Linked DNA regions of Mus musculus: all the other regions are linked to region 1. A link is a loop called in an ENCODE intact Hi-C map of the cell type or tissue named here. Cell type or tissue: heart. All regions are shown on one strand.

Region 1 (2,500 bases):
GCTGGCCCGATGAGGGCCCTGCTGCTGCTTACAGGAAGCACTCACACACCACACTCATTAGAGGGTGAGGACACAGTACAAACTACAGCTGCTTACGACCACAGCAGCAACCTTGGTTGTACTTTCCCTTCACAGAGGTGGCCCTGACCATGGTCTACTTCTTTAAAACTCACTGACTAGGGTGATGCCGGCCCGAGACTGTTTCTGGCAGAAACACTCTTTTTCTCTGAACTCTCAAAAGGCTGGCTCCTCCTTCCATGCTCCTATCTACCACATCAGTCACCTTTACCACTCATCTCACACCAGCCTGCTGAGCTCCAAGCCTGTCAGAGTCCAGCTGAGTGTCCTGTGTGCCTTCGTCTAGAGTCCACGTACACCTCTTCTCCCACACACCCACAGTCCACAGCTGAGTGTCCTGTGTGCCTTCGTCTAGAGTCCGCGTACACCTCTTCTCCCACACACCCACAGTCCACAGCTGAGTGTCCTGTGTGCCTTCGTCTAGAGTCCGCGTACACCTCTTCTCCCACACACCCACAGTCCACAGCTGAGTGTCCTGTGTGCCTTCGTCTAGAGTCCGCGTACACCTCTTCTCCCACACACCCACAGTCCACAGCTGAGTGTCCTGTGTGCCTTCGTCTAGGGAAGACCATTCTCCCACCTCACTGTGTCTTCAATAGCTGCATTACGGTTCTGTAACTGAGGTGTGTGCCTACTATGTCTTCATGTGTCAACCTACTGTAATGTTAACCAGGATGGTAACAGTTACAAGCTGAAAACTACCCATTCAACAAATGACCAACAAACAAAGGTTTTAAGTCACTAATTTGTGGAATGATTTATTACACATCAAAGCCATGAAATATAAACACTGAGCTGAAAGAAAAGTATTGACTCTTAAAGCCATAATAAAGACTCACACAGACAGACCCACTGTGGCTCCAATTTCAACAGTGGTGTGTACGTACGAAGGCCTGAGGGGACTGACTGGCTGCCCCACCAGGAGCTCTGCTGGGATGGGCGAGGCCTCACGGACACCGCACAGTGTTTATTCCCACTCTCCGGGCTCAGCATGAAGTACCTGGTCCCCTTGCCAGCAGTAGGTAAGGGGACCCATTAGCGACAGTCAGATGCTGCCCCCTGCTGGACAAGGAAACACCTCCCACTTCTGCTTTTGACCCTAGCTAAACTGACAGTGTGGTTAATCTAATTAGATAATTATGGATGACTGTCCTCCACTGGCACTTCCATTTTGATAGAACACTAATTATAATTTTTCCCTACCTTGCATTTCACTTTTATGAGATGAAAATACCTACTGTTAAAGCTTTTATTAATACCACTCTGTTCTCACTGGCCAATCTACAACTCCTGGGCAGGGGTGGGGGAGTAAACTTTCATTTGAAACTGTTATACATATCACAAAGTATATAAATGTATCTGTAATAACTACTGAGAAGAGCTCATGCTTGAAAGAAATATTCTCTTTCACAATCAGCACTCATCAATCATGTGAGTAAAAGAATAGATTTTTTTTCTTTTACTTACAATAGCGATTTAAAAACATAAGACAGGTAAGGATGCCTATAGCATGAGATGTCAGGTAAACAATTATGATAGTTTACAGAGAGGGATAAGGCTTTAAGGGGAAAAAAAAGAATAATGCTAGCTAATATTGTGGTACTGGCACAAAGCCAGAAAGATGGCCATAGAGAACAGAAAAGGCAGCCACCAGCGTGTGGTTAGCTAGGAGTCAAGAGGATGGGGAGCAGGTGGCTGTAACTTAGATACACTCTATTCATGCATGAACTTACCATTACTAAAGTTCACAAATGTCAATGGGTTACAACAATAAAAGCTTATTATACTTCCTTCACCTTTATCTGTGAGAGAAGGGCTCCAAGCCCCCAGCAAACATCTGAGAGCACAGGTAGTACGGAACTCAGTTTTCAATACAAACATTCTTAACACACACTGTGATGTTTAAATGGTGCAGTAAAAGGTTACTAATATTAATAAAATATAATTATTATAGCAACCTCCTACAGTAGATGTTATATGAATGTAAAAGAAAGAATTTACAGATGCTAGAACTCTCTGAAATCAATGGCAAGGAAGTACTGTTTCCACATTCTTAACACTGGATTAGTGTCAAAGTCAGATTTGTTTTAACTCAGCTCTGGAAACACAAAAATACACTCTATAGTTAAAACTTTAAATAAGTTAGATACAAACACAAAGGACAAAGGGGATAAAATGTAGGAAATGCACACAGTAAAAAGATTTATAAGCCCAAATGCAATGAGTGAGAACAAGAGAGCAAAGGTGGAGAACAGAAACAAATTCCTGAAATACCTGCACTTTACAGAGTATATAAATAAACTTAAAAGGAAATCAATAGGAAAATGTAACAGAAGAAGGGATTAGGCTCAGGGGGCTTCCCCCCAAGTCACAAGGCACAGGGCTAATCAATAAAGGAGATGGGGATCAAAGCTCTCACAAA
Region 2 (2,500 bases), 1.0 Mb before region 1:
TATGTGTGTATACCTGTGTGTGCCTGAGTGTGTGTGTGTCTGTGTGTCTGTGTGTGTATACCTGTGTGTGCCTGTGTATGTGTGTGTGCCTGTGTGTGTGTGTGCCTGTGTATGTGTGTGTGCCTGTGTGTGTGTGTGCCTGTGTGTGTGTGCCTGTGTGTGTGTGTATACCTGTGTGTGCCTGTGTGTATGCCTGTGTGTGCTTATGTGAGTGTATGCCTGTGTGTGTGCACCTATGTTTGTGTCTCTGTGTGTGTGCCTGTATGTGTGTCTGTGTGTGTGTGCCTGTGTGTATACTTGTGTAGGTCTCCATGGGACCCAGAAAGAGGACATTAGATTCCCTGGAGATGATGTTACAGGCAGTTTGGTGTGGTGTGAGGAACTGAACTCCAGACCTTAGCAAGCACAGCTGGCTGTTGAGCCATCTCTCCAGCCTCCTTCTGGAACTTGTAATTAAACTCTTGAAGGACTGACTACTGAACATGTGTCCTCTTCAAAACTCTAGATTTCCTCGACATGGCCACATGCCAAAAAGCATACACAGCCTAAGCTATCATAAAACACTGGAGAACTTTGAAGCTAGCCTTACACTGATACCAAAACCCAACAAATATAAACAAAACAATAACTACACCTTCACATTATAATAAGCACAGATTTCCTCCAAATCCATATATCTTCCTCCAAACGCTAACAAGCCAGATACACAGCACACCAGAAAGACAATTCATCGTGATTGTGTGCTTCTGGCTGCCTTTCCCATATGTCTCGCTGGCCTTTGCTTTCTCTCGGGGCATTTCTCTTCTTTCATGCTTACATAGAGTTTTTAGAGATGAAATTACAGAAAGTAATAAAGAGAGTATCTGTGCCCCAGCCCCCGGTGTTGCCATGGTGAAAGCCACCTGTGTGCGACCCTGAGCTTTTCTTTTCCTGTTAAAGAAGTAACTGGCTTCCTGAACTGTAGAACTGTTATTCTCAGACAAGCTTTCACACAGATGTTAAGGCTGCTACTCTGTTTCTTTCTCTGAGCTTATGCTTGCATGACCTGCGGAGGCTCTGTTTACAAAAGCTGTCACTGGGAGATTGCTAATATTGCACCTTGTACAACCTGCAGGACAAGATGCCGACCATTGGTTGTTGGGCAAAACAAATCTTTGAAATCTTATGAACGGTGTTACACTGTAGCATGTATGTATGCATGTAACTTTTCTTGAGGGAAAATTATTTCAGAATTAGGAAGTGTACAATACGACACTTCACAGATGAGTCCAGATGTTGGTTTCCATGGTGATTCTAACTTCTACCCAGTTGACAATGATGTTTAACCATCACAGGTCTCAATCCTTACCTGGCTCCTGGCATGATAATAATTGCCCTAATTACTAAACGCCTACTTGTTCTGGGCACTGCTCTGGTGACATTATGTGACTCTCACTCTAAGTCTGCTCTGCTGCTATTGTCCTTATTCCAGAAAGGCGAGAGGAGTTGGGGAAAGTCAGTCAGGGATACACGGCCACTAAACGTCAGGCCAAGGCTTCCGGTAATCCCACAGAGCTTTCAGAACCACCAGGTCTTCCCATTTCAAGCGAGGGAATCGAGGAGTAACTTTTCCACTCCTGCCTGTTTCTGTGACTCCCTTCCCTCTCTTCCCAGACATTCGTTTTAGGGCTTCCTATGAGCGTTAGTGTAACCTCATGCCTATGACAACTTCTTTTTTTTTTTTTTTTTTTTTTTTAAAGATTTATTTATTTATTTATTTATTTATTATATGTAAAGTACATTGTAGCTGTCTTCAGACACTCCAGAAGAGGGGGTCAGATCTTGTTACGGATGGTTGTGAGCCACCATGTGGTTGCTGGGATTTGAACTCTGGACCTTTGGAAGAGCAGTCGGGTGCTCTAACCCACTGAGCCATCTCACCAGCCCCCTATGACAACTTCTTTGTACTCACTACACAGCAGCTGAACCTCGACATGTTCACAGTCCTATCCGGCTTCCATGGAGCACCCACAAACACGATCTAATTCACTCTAAAGCTGCTTTGGGAGCCCTCGTTATGTACATCCCTGCACTGAACTCCAACCTTCTCGATGGCGCAGATCGTAGGTGGAGAAATGTTCTTAGTAATCTCAAGAGTCTAAATTGAAAGTTAGACATGAGATAGAGGTGTCACGGCCCGCGCGTTTACCAGATGGAAACAATCAAACTTCCAGATGTGTCTTCAAGAGAGCAGAGGTTTGAGTCAGAGAACAGCTCCTGGAGACAAAGGCCACCACTTTGGGGGAGAGTCTTATTTCCTCGGTGTGTTTTCTTTCCTTGTGTTTGTGATTTGTCTCTGGCTCAAGAAAATTGTGCAGCTGTGGGCCGACTGGCTGGCGTGCTGCAGTACGGAGAGTGTGCACTGCTGTGGTTAGATGAGGTTGTTGGCCTTCAAACAAACTCAGATAGCTAATGTTTCGGGGGACAATGCAGCGGGTGGGCACAACTCTGCAACCCTGAC
Region 3 (2,500 bases), 470 kb before region 1:
CACAGACGTGAGGAGAGGAGTCCCCGTAGCACACTGCACAGACGTGAGGAGAGGAGTCCCCGTAGCACACTGCACACCTCTACGTTCTAGGTGGGTTCTGATCAGGAACAGAGAAATGGAATTGGTTTTCTCACAGCATTTTCCCTCTATTGTTTGAGTTGGCTTTAGCTTTTGAAAAGGCTGTATTACAGTGTTGACTCACCTTAAGCTTCTATGAGGAAGATGTCCAGGTATTTTGTAGATGAGATTGTACAAGCCAGCGTGTCTTCCTCACCTCCATGCTAGCATCGAGTCTGGAGTCTGGCCCCAGCTGTGCAGAGCAGCATTGACTTATGTTTATGGGGCTCTTACTATGCAGGCACAATAAAGTGCTTTTCATTATCTCCAGACATCTTTATAACAAACCTATGGGGTAGTTACTTATATTGTCTCTGCGTTAAGTATTTGGAAAATTACAGAGGCTGGAGAGCTGGCCCAAGGTCTCAGAGGCAGTAAATGGGAAAGCCAGGATCTGTGTTGCTGATGTGGAGTGATGTCAGATACTGAATACAGAACTGAGACATCAGACATCACTTCCAGGGTGGGCTGTATTCACAGATGTTATAGGAATGGGTGAGCAGGTGAGTGAATGAATGAATGAATGAATGAGTGAGTGAATGAATGAATGAATGGTGTATTTGTAAGTTTGTGAAGCTGTCAATAACCAATGGTGATGTAAAGCCCAATGCTTGATCATCATTCAGTCTTGATGTTCAGTGGAATTTTTTTTTAAACTATGATTTCACAACTTTAGGTTTCCATAAACTGTCCTTGGAGACACCAAGGCATAGCAGTCCTTTTGTTCAGCGTTGGTAGTCATGCCTGATTTTCAAATATCAAAATGCTAACAACAACCTCAAATTTTAAATTAGGTAGTAGCCCATTCCTAAAAGGAGTGCCCTGAGTGAGGACAGCCCTGGGGAGTGTGATATCCATCAGTGACAGATATCACTGGATTGAACGTAAAATATTTTTTCCTGTCCTAGGGATTGAACCCCGGGCCTTGTGCCTGCTGAGCAAGCACCTTCCCATTGAGCTACGTCCCAGACCACACTCGGACGCTGTATTACTATCCTTACAGTGCTTTTCCCCCTCCATTGTGAGGTTGGTACTATGCCAAATATGAACATTGCATGAGCCTGGATGTCAGAAACAGGAAGCCCATCTATCTAACCAACCGTTATCCCAAGGACATAGCCAGAAATAAATTGTTATAAGTCACCCAGGACTTGAGTCATTTGTTACCCCAGCATGCTTAACCTGAGCTCACTAACAAACTATGAATGCCTGAGGACACCCTGGCAATGTAAGGCACAGGAGCACTTCTCAGCCTCCCCCAGCAGGGGGAGAGCTTGAGCAGTGACGTCATCTCTGAGACTCGCAGAAGAGGTTCAGTCCCATCAGGAAGCAGGCCTCCTTTGAAGGTGCTGTTTTCCTCCTGTGACAGAAAAAGAATCTGCCCCTTCTGATATCATTTCTTCTCTCTCAAGTCTACCATGGCTTTGGGAAATCGGGCCCAGACAGCCCTGCCTCAGCTCAAAAGTTAGTTCACCTATTCTATTTCCGTCTGTTTCAAATATTTGCCTTCCAGTTAATTTCCTTTGTAGGAAAGGTTCTCCTCCCCAAATGATTTAACATTCTCACCTCAGATGAGGCTCCCACAGAATTTCAAATATTTAGGAATATTTCTTGTTACGCTTTTGTATCATGGTTGGATCTGTCCTCAGCTCTACTTTTGCTTTCTGGGCATGCAGCAAAAAGAGTCTTGGCTCCTGAGAAAAATATCCGTGTAGGCTATGTTTTGCCCACAGGCACTGCATAAACTTTATTTAGAGCCCTGGGTGTAGAGATGTCCTGTGTCAACACTGAAATTTAATTACTGCTGTGGACTTAAAATCCATCTACCTTCTTGCATCGTGGAGTGAATACTACCTCTTATGTGTGTTCGTTCTCCTTCATGCTTTCCAAGAGTGGGCTACGGTCTTTTTAAGCAAAGCACCTACCTGGTCCTCTCTTCCAAACAAATGGGATAAACTCTGAGTTTTGCAACTGTGTTTTCTTTGTATTATGAAGAAGAAATATTGTCTCCCGTAGCTCTGTGTACACATCCCAGTAGGCTCCGCCTCTCTGCTGTTGCTCCGCCTCTCCGCTGTTCCGTTATCTTTCATTCCGGTCGTCGGTGATATTGCTCAGCACTAGGATCTGTAAAGCACTGTCAAGCGAGCCCATTATTTTAAACTCAGGTTAAGGTAAGGACTTTAGATTTATAGACACCCACTACAGTTTCATTAAGCACAGTAGACATCTAATTCCTCTCTCTCTTTAAGTAAGAGGCTTTGTATTTTATAATGTTACATTAATCCATGTTTTAATATTCTCTCAAAATGTGTGTGTTCTCCATGTGCTGTTTGCTGTCTTTGTCAAAGTCGATGAACGCGATACAGCGGTGCCCACCTTCTGG

Evidence for each region. Peaks named below come from ENCODE experiments on the same cell type or tissue, not always from the same donor. Only the 100,000 strongest peaks of a DNase experiment are listed, where the experiment ranks them.
Region 2: a loop joins it to region 1, with 27 times the contacts of the local background. A loop is called at or near these places in 4 of 42 quality-filtered maps.
Region 3: it touches region 1 in a loop (2.9-fold over the local background); 9 of 42 quality-filtered maps call a loop at or near these places.

The regions. Positions count from the first base shown.
Region 1 is chr3:152,782,581-152,785,080 of GRCm38, reverse strand. The region is part of intron 10 of Pigk (phosphatidylinositol glycan anchor biosynthesis, class K); the gene reads right to left. Among named protein-coding and RNA genes, the nearest start is that of Gm40181, 28 kb to the right of the region's middle. In heart, a CTCF peak has its summit at 1,147 (motif pointing left); no DNase peak of the experiment used is centred here.
Region 2 is chr3:153,808,320-153,810,819 of GRCm38, reverse strand. No RefSeq gene overlaps it. Among named protein-coding and RNA genes, the nearest start is that of 5730460C07Rik, 17 kb to the right of the region's middle. In heart, no CTCF peak of the experiment used is centred here; no DNase peak of the experiment used is centred here; H3K27ac peaks cover 461 bases; H3K27me3 peaks cover 110 bases.
Region 3 is chr3:153,249,669-153,252,168 of GRCm38, reverse strand. All of the region lies in intron 3 of St6galnac3 (ST6 (alpha-N-acetyl-neuraminyl-2,3-beta-galactosyl-1,3)-N-acetylgalactosaminide alpha-2,6-sialyltransferase 3), which reads left to right. Among named protein-coding and RNA genes, the nearest start is that of Gm52634, 5.5 kb to the left of the region's middle. In heart, a CTCF peak has its summit at 1,367; a DNase peak (open chromatin) is centred at 1,378; H3K27ac peaks cover 296 bases.